Linked DNA regions of Homo sapiens: region 2 is linked to region 1. Evidence: read pairs that join two places in POLR2A ChIA-PET (ENCODE). Cell type or tissue: PC-9. All regions are shown on one strand. Links, peaks and the distances in the headings refer to the core of each region. The heading gives the core; the rest is flanking DNA.

Region 1 (8,595 bases), core at 101-8,100:
CGTAGCACAAAAGCAGCTGAAAGGCACGAGGCTCAGATCTCACTGATCGTCCTCTCTGAAGGGCAGTACTCCGAGGGGCCTGGCGAGGACATGTAGAAAGACTGCGTTTTCCTTTTCAATCGGGCCCTTTTGTTGGCCAACACCAGACTGCGCCGGCTTGAACTGATGATTTCCGAAATGAACTTCTTGCAGTCCACACACACCTCCATGGTGCTCCAGTCCTCCATCAACTCTTTGGGAAACTGGAGTTCTTCATCTGATTTGTCCATAGACTTAGATTTTGAGGAGAACCTGGGGTGAAAACAAAACAGAAGCCCAGCATTGTTACTTATAGGTCTGCTGCAATATTAAGAAAATATGTATAAAAAAAAGTAAATTTGTTGTCAAAACATCATGGAATGGATGAGTGATTTAATCATATGTCCTTCTAAAAAAATTTCTTATTGGTGACAAGGCTAAAAAATATTACTTAGAAAAGAAAGTAGGAGGCCTAGTGCGGTGGCTCACGCCTGTAATCCCAGCACTTTGGGAGGCTGAGGCAGGCAGATCACCTGAGGTCAGGAGTTTGGCGAAACCCAGTCTCTACTAAAAAAAAAAAAAAAAAATAGCCAGGCATGGTGGTGGGCCCCTGTAATCCCCACTTCTCTGGAGGCTGAGGCGGGAGAATCGCTTGAACCCGGGAGGTGAAGGTTGCAGTGAGCTGAGATGGCACCACTGCACTCTAGCCAGGGTGACAAAAGCGAAACTCTGTCTCAAAAAACAAAAAAAGAAAAGGAAAGAAAGCAGAAAACATGTCTTATTAAGACAGGCACTGCCCAGACTATCGAACAATACAGTCAGGATGGCTAAAGGTGACCCCAAGAAACCAAAGGGCAAGATGTCTGCTTATGCCTTTTTGTGCAGACGTGCAGAGAAGAACATAAGAAGAAGAGCCCAGCGGTCTCTGTCAATTTTGCAGAATTTTCCAAGAAGTGCTCTGAGAGGTGGAAGACAATGTCTGGGAAAGAGAAGTCTAAATTTGATGAAATGGCAAAGGTGGATAAAGTACACTACCACTGGGAAATGAAGGATTATGGACCAGCTAAGGGAGGCAAGAAGAAGGATCCTAATGCCCCGAAAAAGCCACCGTCTGGATTCTTCCTGCTCTGTTCAGAATTCCACCCCAAGATCAAATTCATAAACCCTGGCATCTCTATTGGAGACATGGCAAAAAAGCTGGGTGAGATGCGGAATAACTTAAATGACAGTGAAAAGCAGCCTTACACCACTAAGGCGGCAAAGCTGAAGGAAAAGTATGAGAAGGATGTTTCTGACTATAAGTTGAAAGGAAAGTTTGATGGAGAAAAGGGTCCTGCTAAAGTTGCCCAGAAAAAGGTGGAAGAGGAAGATGAAGATGAACAAGATGAAAAGGAAGAAGGAGGGGAGGAGGAGGAGGAGGAGGAGGATGAATAAGAGACTGTCCATTTGAAAAAAAAAAAAGAAATAATACTAAAAACTCTTAACCACCCTTCTAGAATTCTTGAAAAATAGGGTATTCATCTGATTCCCAATGAACATTAGCTAACTGTAGATGGCAGGTCAGACTACGGGAAATTCAAGTAAATTTATCTTAATCCCATGACACATCCTAAAAACTAAATTTTGACTAGTTTTCTCATCATTTATGTATTTATCAAACAAGCTTCTCCCTCCCCAACAATTCCCTGTATTTGTGCGATTATTTATTGGGATTCCAAGGAGCTGGAGATAACCAGACCAACATCATAGTAAATATTTCCAGGAATGTCTGAGATAACCAGGAATCATCTACTTATTTACTATTTTAACTAAACCAAACAGGATATAAATGGGTAGTCTATAGTATGTTCAGAGTTAAGTATGGAAAACTGTAGCAGCTGTTATGTGCACTGCCTTGAGCTCACTGAAAATTCACACCCAGAGGTCTCAGAGGAGGCAGCCCAAGCACAGAGGCAGACGTTTCAGGCACAAGGTTCATGCTGGGCTCACAGCTTCCTCGCCTCGCTGTCCACAGAGCCAGGACATGTGGTTGGTAGATCAAAGCCCAGCCTCTCGGCCCTGCCAGCTTGAGGCTTGAGCTGGCCTACCTCCTTCCATCTTTCTTAAGGCCCAACACTAAACTTACCCTGCACTAAATGCAAAGGGACTGATACTGAGGTGATGTTTTTTCTTTTAAATTATTAGCTCTTGGCATAAAGCTTTATTTCTGCCTTTACAATAATAGTAAAGTCAGTCAAAGCTATGGCAGAACATTGTAAACAGGATTAAACAGATTCCTTTCAAAACTAGACAAGGAGGAAAGGATGAGACTGTTACATTCCAATTTTCAACTCCATTGAAAACAAGGTCAGTTTTAAAGATGACTCTTACAGGACACAGTAAAACAGTTATTTCTAAAGTAGAAAAAAATATAAACTCTGTGATGAAAGTATCTTTCAAGTAGCTAGCCATTATTCCTTGAAAAGTTACCTTTGGGGAAGTTTTGGAGATTTGTGTGTAAAACTGTATTAAAACCAACCAACAAACCAATAAAAACCCCTCGAGCCAAAACCCTAACACTCTACCACAGTCCTCAAGAGTAGAACTCTTCTTCTGCAAAGGATGGTTTGACAACCCAGGCCCCTTGCTCACCTGGCAATGCTCCGAAGTGGCCGATGATGGGCAGTGGAGGGTTTTTCTGACCTCATACTACTTTCCCCTCTTTGCAGAGCAGAAGGTCCCAATGAAAAGATAGGAAGAGTGGAGTATGGTTTGGAGGGCAGCCGCATCTATTATCCCAAATAAAACTGGCAATGAGCAGTACCGTTAAAGAGGCAGTCACTAAAAGGAACACAAGTATAAATGAACCAAGCTTAGCTTACCTTTTTGCAACACTGTGAGCACACCGGCCTGTAAACAAAATCATAAATGTTATTTGGCATGATACCAGGGGACGCAACTGGGAGTTAGAGAAGCCTATGGCAGTACAGTTGTAAGTTTCCACAATAAACTGCATAACTCTCCCTTCTTCTATTAGAATGTAACAAATTGACACACTGAATTGCCAAAAAGATAATCTACAGAACTTAACTCTTACACTGTCTCCTATAAAAGGATCAACTTACATGTGTTTGGAATTTTCTTATTTGTCTATCCAGGGATCACATGATAATCACATCTTATTTTTTTTCTGTTCAAACATGACATATTATTAGAATGATCTTAGTTATGTAAAAGAAGTAACATACAGAGAAACATTTTCTAGGTTCAATATCAAATAAATATTTGGCTCACTCTCTTAAGAAATCAATATTCCTAACCTACAAGGATAGCACAAGGTAACGTAACAGAGTGAGTCATTTCTAATTTTATTCCTGTTTAGAAAGATGGTGAAATAAGGAAGATAATTGGTATTTCTCTTACGACTGTTAAATTTATCTTTTCATCAATTACAAAATACCTTACCTCTTACAGAACTGACAGGTATAAGACCAAGTGAAGAAGGAAAACCTCCTGGTTCGGCAACAAAAGCAGAGCTAAAAAATACAAATTTAAGAGGAAAAAAAACATTGCCAACAGCAAATTTCCTAATATCCATGTTTGAATATGCTTTACATCTATATATAGGGGAAGCTGAACAGACAAGAGGAGGAAGACAATTCAGAAATCCTGTTTATAACAGCTGGCTCTGTGATGCTGATAATGTAGCTCTGTATTTAATTATAATTCTATTTTAAAAGGTAATAAAAGGCCACAGCTCTTAAGTGTCTCCTCATCATGGAAGGAATCTGCAGAAGGTTCTGAAAAACCCTCCTCTGTTTCTCAGATACATTTTTTTTTTTTTTTTATGAGATGGAGTCTCACTGTTTCGCCTAGGCTGGAGTGCAATGGCATGATCTTGGCTCACTGCAAGCTCCGCCTCCTGGGTTCACGCCATTCTCCTGCCTCAGCCTCCTGAGTAGCTGGGACTACAGGCACCTGCTACCAGGCCTGGCTAATTTTTTGGTATCTTTAGTAGAGATGGGGTTTCACTGTGTTAGCCAGGATGGTCTCGATCTCCTGACCTTGTGATCCGCCTGCCTAGGCCGCCCAAAGTGCTGGGATTACAGGCGTGAGCCACTGCACCCGGCCTTCTCAGATACATTTTCTTTACAGATCCTTTAAAAGTGTAATGACTAAATGCACACATGGCTTTTTTATTGAGACGGAGTCTCACTATGTCACCAGGCTGGAGTGCAGTGGCGCAATCTCAGCTCACTGCAACCTCCACCTCCTGGGTTCAAGCGATTCTCCCACCTCAGCCTCCCGAGTAGCTGGGATTACAGGCACGCACCACCATGCCCAGCTAATTTTTGCATTTTTAGTAGAGACAGGGTTTCACCATGTTGGCCAGGATGGTCTTGATATCCCAACCTCGTGATCTGCCCGCCTCAGCTTCCCGAAGTGCTGGGATTACAAGCATGAGCCACCATGCCTGGCCACATGCATGGTTTTAGGAAGACATATCGATATTTGTTATGGTTGCTTGAAAACCTTCCAGTTTTGATTTCTAAGGCAGAAACAAAAATGCCCCCTCTTGTGAACGAGACAGCACATGTACTGTCTACTAGGATATGAACATCACACATCCCAAATCCCCTCAAAGTCTGTGCCACCTGGCTAGCAGATAACTCTCCCAGGAGACTATGCATGGGACTGGCCATCCTTCTACTCTTCTGATCAATCAACTTTAAACAGCACTACCTTTCCTTTTTTCAAGGCGGTGTAGATGTCTTTATACTGTTGGTATTTTTCCAGCTCTGCCTTCACCAGGACCTGGCGAATATGCATCACTTCTTCCACAGTAAGAGCGAGGCATTCCACTGGGTAGCAGAATTCCTCCTGAAATTCAAAATGTCACGTGAATAAGAGATTCCTACCCCCTGTTCTGGAAGTGCAAAATTTCCCTTCAGATCAGACCCCTGATTAGTAGCTTCAGAGAAGAGAACAGGTTTCCCAATGACCACTGGGGCAGAGCTGGCTCCCTCTGGGGACCACATCATTTCCAATTACACTAAGACTAAAGATGGCAGAAAACATGTGGGGACCAAGTGATCTACTGAAATTTCCAATAAATGAAAGTTCCTCACGTTTGCTCAGGTATTTTGACTCAAGTAACTCTATTCCGTTAAGCAGGGCTATATTGAAATATTTCAAGCAGGGCTTGAAATCTTGAAAAAAATTTTATTCTAAACCAATTTTGTGTCAGTTGTCTTCTACACCTATGAAAAAGACATTACTTAGTGTTGTGTTGTACATTATATACCAATAGATAAAAAGCAAATCTACAGTGGTCCTTTTTTTTTTTTTCCACAACAGGGTCTCATTCTGTCACCCAGGCTGGAGGGCAGTGATGCGATCATGGGTCACTGCAGCCTTGACTTCCTGGGCTCAAGTGATCCTCCCACCTCAGCCTCCCAAGTAGCTGGGACTACAGGTGCATGCCACCATGCCCAGCTAATTTTTTTGTATTTTTTGCAGAGATGGGGTTTCACCATGTTGCCCAGGCTGGTCTTGAACTCCTGGGCTCAAGTGATCTGCCCACTTCGGCCTCCCAAAGTGCTGGGATTACAGGCGTGAGCCACCATGCCTGGCCTGGCCCTGTTTTTAAAACTCATTTGTGGTACCCAGAATAGCCAAAAGAAGATGGTTAGTAATTTTTACTGACAAGCATTATTTAGTGATCAGTTACATCAGCACACCTTTACAAATCCTAATGGTACGAGTGGAACTGGAACATGAAACTACTGGAGCATTTATATCCAAAAGGCAGTCTCTCCAGGCTGCCCCACAGTTCTCTAGATTTGTTGTTACTTTCAACAAATGCTAAATGTATAGTCAGCAATGGAAAGACTAGAGAAATGTAAAAGATTTCATAATAAATATTTATGTTGGCTGTCTTGTGTTAATGGTTTCCCTACAAGCAGCTGCGGAAGATGTTGATGTAACTGATCTCATTGAATAAGAGCCTCACACCCATCCGCTCCCCATCCGGCCCCGCACTTGATTGGTGGATCTCAGAGAAAGACAGAACAGTCTTGTGCATTCGGACCCTGCCAGGCTGCAAGGGGCCATTGTGGTGCAGTGACACTGAAACTGAATGTTCTCAGCACAAACACATTATAATTCACTCCCACACACACACAACAGCATCGCTCACAGGCACTCAGGAATCCAACACGCCAGTGAGAAAGCACATGACTATGAATGCAGTCAGTTTATGGAGTTTTAACAATCAGTTCTGTCTTTCAATCAGAGAAAAACAAAAATCAATCTAGGTTGCAAACTTGTCAAACATTAGCATTTTACTTAAAAAAGTAGTCTGAAGAACTACTGCTTCTTACTAAAAATCAATGCAAAACCATCTCTGTTCAAGCTAACTTAAGGAAGATTACATTTGCTTAAAAATGCTTTGGGAAAAATCCTGCATTTGAATTTTTAACATGAGAAGCTTATTAGTATAAGAGGACAGGGGGATGAGTTTACTCAGAAAGATTATATCATTTGCTCTAAAATGCCTAAAATACGCATTTAAAAAATTAACGATCACAGTTTTCTCTTTCAACAGGAACTACTTTCAGAGATGACAGAATTAAATCAGCGTGCCTGATACCTACTCTGTTTTGCTCCATCCTCAGAAAAAGAGTAGTGTTAGGTGGGAACAATAAACGGCCTTTTTGAGGGTTAGGCCATTAAAACTGTGCACTAAGTAAGTAGTGTTGGCTGAATACATCCGAATGATGGCATTTCTCAGCTTTTAATGTATTTCAGAAGTTTTGCTCTTATTTTTATTCATCAGTGATGAGTATAAGTAGGGTATGCCTTCTGATGGCTAACGATATGACAAAATGGCTATGCTGCAACAAAATAATGTGGGAATCTAGCACATAACCAGGGAAACACTACTAGATTTATTACGTAGCAAATAACCAGATAGCCAGATTTGTTATTGTTTGTGCTAGCAAGACAGCAGATGGTACCAACTTAACTGACTTTATGATGTGGATAACTGGGCTGTAAACCCTTCAGGCAGATGGTGATTTTTTTCATTTGTAGGGATACGCTAGCATGGCACAACAGACCTGGCAGCTTGCACCTCCCTGTCTTCAGTCTTGAGTCACAAATGGGCTTAGTAAAGCATATTTTCAACTCACTGCTTTGACCCACATGAAAATCCAGTACTTCATGGGATATAATCATTTTTCTTTCGTTTTGAGACAAGGTCTCGCTCTGTCACCCAGGCTGGAGCACAGTGGCATGATCTTGGCTCACCGCAACATCTGCCTCCCGGGTTCAAGTGATTCTTGTGCCTCAGCCCCCTGAGTAGCTGGGATTACAGGTGTGCACCACCACACCTAGCTAATTTTTGTGTAGAGATGGGGGTTCGCCATGTTGGCCAGGCTGGTCTCGAACTCCTGTCCTCAAGTGATCTGCCAGCCTCAGCCTCTCAAAGTGCTGGGATCACAGGCATGAGCAACCGCGCCTGGCCATCATGAGATATAATTTAAAAATAGTAGATTTTTGTTTGCTTTCTTGTTCTTTTTTAAAAATTTTCAAGCAGATTACCCTTTAGTGAAATAATTTCCATCCAGTCAAATGCTAATGTTTTAATTTTGGAGACTTCCCAAGGACAACAAAACTTTAATGCAACATAAAAGAAAATGATAAATAGTTACTAAAATAGTTTTAATTATTTTTTTCAGTTTACAAAAATATTAATTCGACATCTCCAAAGCCAAATTAAACTTCCACAGATCTCGCAGAGCTATTAGCACTCTGGAATGTGGAGGGCACTCAAGGCCCCAGCTAGAGCGGGAGCCCTTCCCCACCACGGCACTGCCTGGGGCTCCCACTGCATGTGTTCGGCCCGTTTGAGTGGCCAGATGTGGCCGGGTAAAGAACCACACTAGCGCACCTCTAGTTCCCTTGCTTGCTCATGTGTCAATGGGACTCCCAGATTCAGGAAAGGGAAGCTAAATCTTAGAGCGCTTTAATGAAGACAACAATGTGCTATAAGACTTTAAACTTACTTCTATGCATGTCACTAAAATTGTTGAGTTTTTTTTTTTTGATGATTATTCTGGCTATATTTTACCATTCAAGAGGGGTCAGTTAGGCAGCACGGAGATTAGACAGCATAATGTAAAATTTTGGTTATTGTGCCACAGAGAGAAATGGGAATAGTCACCTTTCTTTTCTTTTTTCTTTTTTTTTTTTTTTTGAGATGGAGTCTCGCTCTTTCGCCCAGGCTGGAGTGCAGTGGTGCGATCTCAGCTCACTGCAAGCTCCACCTCCAGGGTTCACGCCATTCTCCTGCCTCAGCCTCCTGAGTAGCTGGGACGACAGGCGCCCGCCACTGAGCCCAGCTAATTTTTTGTATTTTTAGTAGAGACGGGGTTTCACTGTGTTAGCCAGGATGGTCTCGATCTCCTGACCTCATGATCCACCCGCCTCGGCCTCCCAAAGTGCTGGGATTACAGGCGTGAGCCACTGTGCCTGGCTGGGAACAGTCATCTTTTATACAGTGTTCATGATTAGTAAAAACTTCATAAATTAACC
Region 2 (8,595 bases), core at 136-8,135, 64 kb after region 1:
AGTACATTTTAATTGATAAAAATGCCTCAAACTGCATCAATTCAACACTTGCAACTTTAAGAAAATCTTGGTTGCTAAAATATATTCACATATTAATTCTAAATTTATGATACAGCAATTCTACTTACAGTAATTCAACCCTAATATATTTACTTTTTGCTGAGCTATGTGCCTGCCTGCACTTAAACTGAGTTTTAAAAAAATTTTTCCCTAATCCCCACGTTGATCAAAAGACTGTTTAAATGCACTGTATGAAATCTAGCTTGTTTTATATGAGAATAATGAATACTTAACTTTATTTATTTATTTATTTATTTATTTATTTATTTATTTATTTATTTATTTGAGGTGGAGTTTTGCTCTTGTTGCCCAGGCTGGAGTGCAATGGTGCAATCTCAGCTCACTATAACCTCTACCTCCCGGATTCAAGCGATTCTCCTGCCTCAGCCTCCCGAGTAGCTAGGAGTACAGGCATGCGCCACCACGCCTGGCTAATTTTGTATTTTTAGTACAGACAGGGTTTCTCCATGTCGGTCAGGCTGTTCTCAAACTCCTGACCTCAGGTGATCCACCCGCCTCGGCCTCCCAAAGAGCTGGGATAACAGGCATAAGCCACTGCTCCCGGTCTGAAATATTTATTTTTAAGATTTATTTATTTATTTTTAGAGACAGGGTCTTCCTCTGTTGCTCAGGCTGGAGTGCAGTGATGCAATTACGGCTCACTGCAGCCTCCACTTCCTGGGGCTCCAGTAATTCTCCCAGCTTAGCCTCCCAAGTAACTGGCACTACAGGTGTGCACCCCTATGCCTGGCTAATTTTTGTATTTTCTACAGATAGGGTCTCACTATATTGCCTGGGCTGGTGTCGAACTCGTCAGCTTGCGATCCCCTTGCCTCAGCCTCCCAAACGGCTGGGATTATAGCCTTGAGTCACCACACTTTACCTCATCTCCTACTATTTCTTCCCACTCCAGCCTTATGGTATGCACACTGGCTGCCACCTTCTTCCTAGAATGCTTTACATCTCAAATATCCAGACTGAATCACCTCATATCTGTTACACACTTGTGCAAACGTCACCTTCTCAACGGGGTCTATCTTGACCAAATTCCAAGCCCCATCCCCAGCTACTAGCAGTTACTCTAGTTTATGTCTTTTTCCATAGCTCTTCCTACCTTTTAGTGGTCTACAGAATGTACTTATTTCATATGTTTACTGTCTACCACCTCCTGCTGGATTCAGACTTTAGGAAAGAAGAATTTTTTTTTTTTTGTATTTTGTTCACTGATGGGATTCACAAATCTCCAGAATAGCCTTGCATAGAATAGGTGCTTAGTAAATATTTCTTCATTAAGTAGATTAAGACACTTTCAACCATGCATGTTTAAATACTTAAACCTATTTAATAGCCCTTACCAAGTCAACTTTAGTAAGAGGAAGCTCAATCAGAGGGAGTAATATTCAGAGAAAAATCTATGTTCTCCTCTAAATTCAGAATCCCCTAGGGAAGTTGGGGAGCGGTATCTTATCTGCCACACAGAAACACATGCTCTGCGTTTTAGGAAAATAAATCTTCAACCCAGGCTCACATTACATTTAAGTGTCTCATTCAGCCAATAGGTGGATGAATAAATAGGTAAAATAAAATAAAGAAGAAAAAGAAATGCATTTCTAATACCATACAGAAGAAAAGAGGTAATTATAGTATTAAACAGGTCAACAAGATTCAACCAGCATCAAATAAGCTGGTTTGGAACCTTAGCGCCTGAGAAAATCAAGTACGCATAAATGGACCAACCTTCTAACAACCCTCCTTTCCTTAGACATAATGGAATGTGGGGTGGGGCTGACACATGCCCACTTGGAAACACGTTCTTTCTGCCATATTCTCCCTTGTCACCCAAAGGCTGATCCCACAGAAGCAATATACTGCTTACCCAGGAGCTTATAAACCATAAAAATATGAAAAAAGCTGAAATCATGATGAATAAACTCATCTTTATAAGCCCATACTTTTTTCTTTTTTTTTTAAATTCCAGACCAGGTGCAGTGACTCATGCCTATGATCCCAATATTTGGGGAAGCTGAGGCATGAGGACTGCTTGAGGCCAGGAGTTGAAGACCAACCTGGGCAACACAGTAAGACCCTGTCTCTCCAAAAAAACCAAAAAATTAGCCGGGTGTGGTGGCGCTTGCCTGTAGTCCCAGCTACTCAGGAGGCTGAGGTAGGAGAATCACTTCAGCCTGGGAGGTTGCGGCTACAAGTGAGCTAAGATCACACCACTGCACTCCAACCTGGGCGACAGAGAGAAACCCTGTCTCAAAAAAATAAAACAAAATATTAATAAAACAACAGATAAACATGACATATTTTCCTGGAATTAATGTAATGAAAGCTGTGGTAAGCTGCCCTCTGTTTCAGGAACAACGTCCTCTTCCACTAGTGGCTAGAGATGTCTGCTAAAGGCTCACTACTTAACCCTCCTCAGGAACTGCCCTTTAGCCAAAGGAAGCTGCTTTGTCAAAGTTACATCCTCCCTAGAGTAACCTATATCCAGTCACTGGTCTGTGAGGAAGTACAAAGATCAGGCCTCCTTGCTTCAATTTGGGACATCTCTGAAGAACCACCCCTAGCTGCTGAGCTCCCTGTGGGATCGGCTGAGGCCTCTGCTGCATCTGCATCACATTTCAACATTTCCCTCTGCTCAATCCTGCTTTCCTTATTCCTTATAGGTGTTCCCAAAAGCATGCCCCAATAAAACCTCCTGAATTCAAATTTTACCCCTAGGAGTCTCCCAGGGAAATCCTAGGGGAGCTTAATCCACAGCATGAAACATTAAAAAAATATTACAACAGACATCTCAGACAAAACTTACATGAATTTCAAAAGTAAAATCCACTATGTCAAAGATATTTTAACTTGCACTAGACGAGCAAGTCTTCAGTGGACAGCATTAATTTTTCAAGAAAGCCTCCCTGCTCCTTCCTCTGATAAAGATCCTTCTGTTGAGAAATGCATCCCATACGGTTTGAGCAGGGCTGACCCAGTACCTCACTTCCTATTTACAAGCGTAAGAACATGACCTAGACCAGCCAGCACAGCCTATCTCCTGGCCACTGTGACTGGTTACTAAGTGGGTATATGACTCCAAATCTTCCTCTAAGACTTTTTTGCCCCAATTAACAGAAAAGATTTGCTGCCAGAGTTCTAAATTGATAGAGTGTGAGAATAGGGCTGCAGACGGTAGTAAGAGACTGTCCTGGAAAGGGTTGGAGAGGAAAGGGAGGGAGCATGCCAGCCCTAATTACAGCCTTTGAGATTCTGGATCCAACTATGCCTAAAACTAGCTGTACCCTTAGACTTCCTAATTATGTGAGCCAATACATCTCTCCCCTACTCTGCCCATGCTTATTTGAGTGGGTTTCTGTCATCTGCAACTGAAAGTTACGATTTAATATGTCCTTAATAGTCTACAAATATGAGTTCATGCTTTTATGTCTTAGGGGTACTTTGGTAGAATAGTGTGAGAAGCAGCAAAATATATTCAATCCAAACTCTTTTGCTTCAATGCCCCCCAAAACAGGGCCCCTTTTCCACCCAACCTTAATTTTTACTATTCTCCGACACATCCCTGACTAAATGTAGTCAGGAGGGTGTCACTGTTAGGCCTGCCTACATCTCTACCTTTATTTGTGCTGTGATCAAATCCCTCACTCATTGCCACTAAGAAAAACTATCTGTTCTTTATAACATTGAAGACAATTGAAATGGTCCAAGAATTTCACATTTCTTTGTTTTTCTGAACAATAGCACAAACTGTAGCTCAGATACTTTCCAGCTGCGTGACTTTGGGGAAATTTTTAAATTGCTGTAATCCTGTTTGATTTTCTCATATATTAAAGTGCAAATAATAATAGCTATCTTTTGGATTTTATAGAAGAAATATACCAGAAGAATACAGATGAAACACAGCATTCAGTTCAGACCATATTGAACATTCAGTAGGTATTAGTTATTATGTCAATGAATACCTATGAGGATTTGATTGTGAATACTTTTACTCCATCACAAAAATATTTTATACTAAGTGAATTTGTTTTGCAAAATGATACCTCTCCTTAGCCTCTTCATCAAATCAAAATCCTGACTCAGCAATAAATCAATGTAGATAGCTTAGAATCTATAAATACTGTAATCAAACAAGCTTGATCAAATATGTGGCTAGAAAGCTCAATTTTTCTAGTTAGCAGTAAAAACAAATGAGTTATTTGAAAGTAAATTACAGATTTTTCTTGTTTTAGATTCAAGCTGTCAATTATACTTTAGCTTCTGAATGATTTTTCTTTTTTTTGCTTGCAGAAATGTAATAACAGATGTCAACCTGTGCTTGAGATATGGTGAGAAAGTTCTAATTGGGAGAACCCACATGGCAATTACGCTTCCCATTTCTGACATTACCATTCTCAAGCTGGCAATTAGAACTGCTCAATGCCAACATTTTCAGTTCCTGGCAACTTAAAAAACAAAATCTACTCTGTGAATCAGAAGTATGTCAAATGCTCAGAGAATAATTTTAATCCATTTGTGTAGGTTCAACATCAGCTCACATATAAGTACCCCTTTACTAATTAAATCCTTCTTATTCACATATATGTTCATATATTAAAATAATAATGTATTTTTTATGACAGCATTTTAATGATCACCATTTCCACCATTTAAACTATCTTATTTCCCTATGCCATGTGTACATGTTTTCAGTTAGACATTTTTAAATGCATTATAATAAGGAATATATTTCAAAAATTCCTTGAACAAACTTTTAATTAATTGTTGAGACCGAGTCTCACTCTGTTGACCAGGCTGGAGCAGTGGTGTGATCATGGCTCACCGCAGCCTCAACTTCCTGGGCTCAAGCAATCCTTTCACCTCAGCCTCCTGAGCAGCAGGGACTACAGGCATGTACTACCACACCTGGCTAATTTTTGTACTTTTAGTAGAGACAGGGTTTTGCCATGTTGGCCGGGCTGATCTTGAACTCCTGGGCTCAGTGGTCTGCCCGTCTTGGAGTCCCAAAGTGCTGGGATTATAGGCGTGAGCAACCACACTGGGCAACATTTTTAATAACTCAGTTAAAATATGCTAATGTAGGCCAAGTATGATGGCTCACAACTTTAATCCCAGCACTTTGGGAGGCTGAAGCAGAAGGACTGCCTGAACCTGGGTGTTGGAAGTGCAGTGAGCTGTGATTGCATCACTGCATTCCAGTCTGGGCAAAAGAGCAAGACCCTGTCTCACACACACAAAAAAAAAAAAGAAAAGAAAAAAGCAACAAATTACTGCCAGGCACAGTGTCTCATGCCTGTAGTCCCAACTACTCGGGAGGCTGAGGTAGGAGGATTGCTTGAGGCCGGGAGGCAGAGGTTGCAGTGAGCTGAGATTGCATCACTGCATGAGATTACCCCAGCATAGGTGACAGAGCCTGACCCTGTCTCAAAACAAAAACAAAAACAAAAACAAAACAAAAAAAAACAAAGAAATTACTTACATAAAGAGTATTAAATACATTTCATGACTGACATTATTTCACAATATTGTCTATAATAAATTAAAAAATGAATATCAGCCACACAGATTATGAGCTATGACTTTTTAATTCAAATATATTTTATCTGAAAAGAGGGAAAGAAGATTTTATCACATTGACTAGTCCCAAATTAATATTTCAGAAATTAGGGTACAAAAACCCAGTAAAAAGTTATAGCAGTTGTTCTGATAACTGGAAGTCTCCCATGCAGAGTTAATGGATAAGTACTAAAGAATATGATTTATATTTGTGTCAAACTTTATGGTGCATTCTTAAAGATATAACACGCTTCTCCTCCCTGAGGGGTGGATGGTGGCCAAGTAACAACTATAGCAATTATGAAAAAAGTCAAGAGCATTTTATTGAATAAAAAATGTAAAATGTTAAACTATAAATTGATATTCTGTACTACTTAATTCGAATTTATATGGTTCACTACAGAAATTAGAAAAACTATAGATGAAGTCATAAAAATGAAAGCAATTCATTTCTAGGTTCTAGGAAAGGAATTCCTAGAATTCCTCTATTCTTCCAGTATTTTTTGTACCTATACACACATGTGCACACACGCACGCACACACACACACGCAAACACTCTCTCTCTAACAAATGTCTCTGCTCTATACAGCTGGACTGACTCCGCTCTACATAGCTGGACTGACTCTGCTCTACATAGCTGGACTGACATTATCTGCTAATACACATTCACCTTTTCTGTTTTTATACTCATCAGCTCTTCACACCTATAGAAATGCAGTGATGATGATAAAAATGACCATTAAAATATCACAGACAATATTACAAATTATATCACAAAGTTATTTTCTTAATAAATAAAGACAAATTAATAAGACCAATGGCTCATTAGAAAAATGAACAAAGGAAATGAACAAGCAATTGACAAATGATTCTTAAGTACATGAAAAGATATCTGATCTCATTTACAATAAGACAAATGCAAATTAAAATTGTTAAGATACTAATTTTCACTTATCACTGTGAAAACACATTGTCAAGATGTAGGAGAATAGATAGCCTCACACATTGCTAAGGACAGTATCAACTACTAAACCTCTAGGAAGGACAATAGTGTAATATTTTATAAAAATTATAAATGCACATTTCCTTTGACCCAGCAAGTCTACTTCTAGGAATCTACCTTACACTTATGTTCACACTCAAGAAAAATAGGTTAAAAATTATCCATGACACCACTGTTTGTAATAGAAAAAGAATGGAAATTACTTAGTAGCTGTCAATATAGGACTAGTTAAACTCATTACACCATACCCACAAAATAGATTATAAAGGCCTACAGATGTGAAAGCTATTTACTGATATGAAATGATCTCTAAGACATATAATTAAATAAAAAAGGAAAGTTTAAAAGTGAAAAAAGGAAGAAAATACTGATATGCGCTTGTTAGTTATACATAAAATCTCTCTGCAAAGATAAAAAAGAAATTAATAATATTTGTTGCCCATATATAGGGAGAGTGTGAGTAGTAGACAAAAATAGAAGGGTACAATTTAATGTAATATTTTTACAACTCCTGGGTTTTGAACCACGTGAAATTTTTTGTTAAAAATAAATTAAGTTTTAAAAGCTGCAGGATCTGAAAGGTGGCAGAGTTCTTCCACGAGCTTTCAGTAAAATATTCTTGTGAAACATTTTAACAGGGAGAGCAGCGCTAAGAGCAATGACAGGAGGTCAGAGAGAGATTTACTCCTCCCTGATGAGACACCAGTGCTCGGCATGTTACCAACACTCAAAACAAAAATAACAAATCAAACAGAAAAAAGACAGACAGCAGCAAGGACCCTAAACATTACAAATGATGAATGATCTCATTAAAACGAACACATGGCACACTTACAAAAAGACATCTGGTGGTGGATTTTCTGTCAAAAAGTGGTATGTTCACCACTTGGAGGGATATAAACCTATTTTAGGTCTAGAAAGAAACTTCCAGCCAACTTAAATGCCAGAATTTTATTATTGGAGGTGTTGGCATGAGGTGAGGAATAGGCAAGGAATATGAGAAAGCTGATTAAAATACCCTTCAATCTGTGAATGAGACAGACGTCTTGGGGCTTTTTCTTTGCAAGGCTATTCAAGCAGAAAATAAGTTGAAGTCATGTCACAAACAGGTGTCCCAGTGTGAGTTAGTTAACATGCAATTGGCCCTATGACACTGGCGGATTTGGCTACTGGCTTGATAAGAGATTGGGGGGTGGAAAATACTTACATTTGATTTTTCAACCAATTTACAGACTATAAAATGTGGCTATAAGATTTTAAAAACAGACAAAACCATTTCATAACAGCCTAGTCATTTTAGAAAACACTGTTTTTCCCCCAGCAAAAGAAGATACTTTATATACATGAATATAGTTTTTCATTTTAGGTAAAATATTTTTTAGTTTTATTTAAGATAAACCGAGCTCAATAATTTCATCAAGTTATGATTTCTTGCATAGGGCTAACTGAAATAATATATGTACAGGCATACCTCATTTTACTGCCTTTCGCTTTGTTGTACATAGCAGATACTTTTTTTTTTTTTTTGGACACAGTTTTACTCTGTCGCCTGGGTGGGGTGCAGTGGCACGTGATCTCAGCTCACTGCAACCTCTGCCTCCCAGGTTCAAGGGATCCTCGTGCCTCAGCCTCCCGAGTAGCTGGGATTATAGGCGTGCACCACCACACCTGGCTAATTTTTGTAGTATTAGTAGAGATGGGGTTTCATCATGTCGGCTAGGCTGGTCTCGAACTCCCGACCTCAAGTGATCTGCCCGCCTCAGCCTCCCAAAGTGCTGGGATTACAGATGTGAGCCACCCCATGCCTGGCCAGATATCGTGTTTTTACAAATTGAAGGTTTGCAGCAACCCTGAGTTCGGCAAATCTATTGGTGCCATTTTTCCTAGAGTATGTGCTCACTTTGTATCTTTCTGTCACATTTTGGTAATTCTCACAATATTCCATTTTTTTTTTATTAAATCTGTT

What was found. ChIA-PET counts read pairs that join two places held together with the same protein. Peaks named below come from ENCODE experiments on the same cell type or tissue, not always from the same donor. Only the 100,000 strongest peaks of a DNase experiment are listed, where the experiment ranks them.
Region 2: POLR2A ChIA-PET joins it to region 1 with 14 read pairs; 3 of 35 experiments call an interaction of 5 or more read pairs at or near these places.

What each region holds. Positions count from the first base shown.
Region 1 is chr18:12,449,606-12,458,200 of GRCh38, forward strand. SPIRE1 (spire type actin nucleation factor 1) reads right to left here. Exons shown (of 17, transcript NM_001128626.2): 13 at 4,741-4,878; 14 at 3,463-3,533; 15 at 2,880-2,907; 16 at 2,650-2,786; 17 at 1-291. The coding sequence ends at 33. It also overlaps the pseudogene HMGB3P28. Among named protein-coding and RNA genes, the nearest start is that of PRELID3A, 46 kb to the left of the region's middle. In PC-9, for the core only: no CTCF peak of the experiment used is centred there; a DNase peak (open chromatin) is centred at 3,376.
Region 2 is chr18:12,513,196-12,521,790 of GRCh38, forward strand. The region is part of intron 4 of SPIRE1 (spire type actin nucleation factor 1); the gene reads right to left. Among named protein-coding and RNA genes, the nearest start is that of PRELID3A, 110 kb to the left of the region's middle. In PC-9, for the core only: no CTCF peak of the experiment used is centred there; no DNase peak of the experiment used is centred there.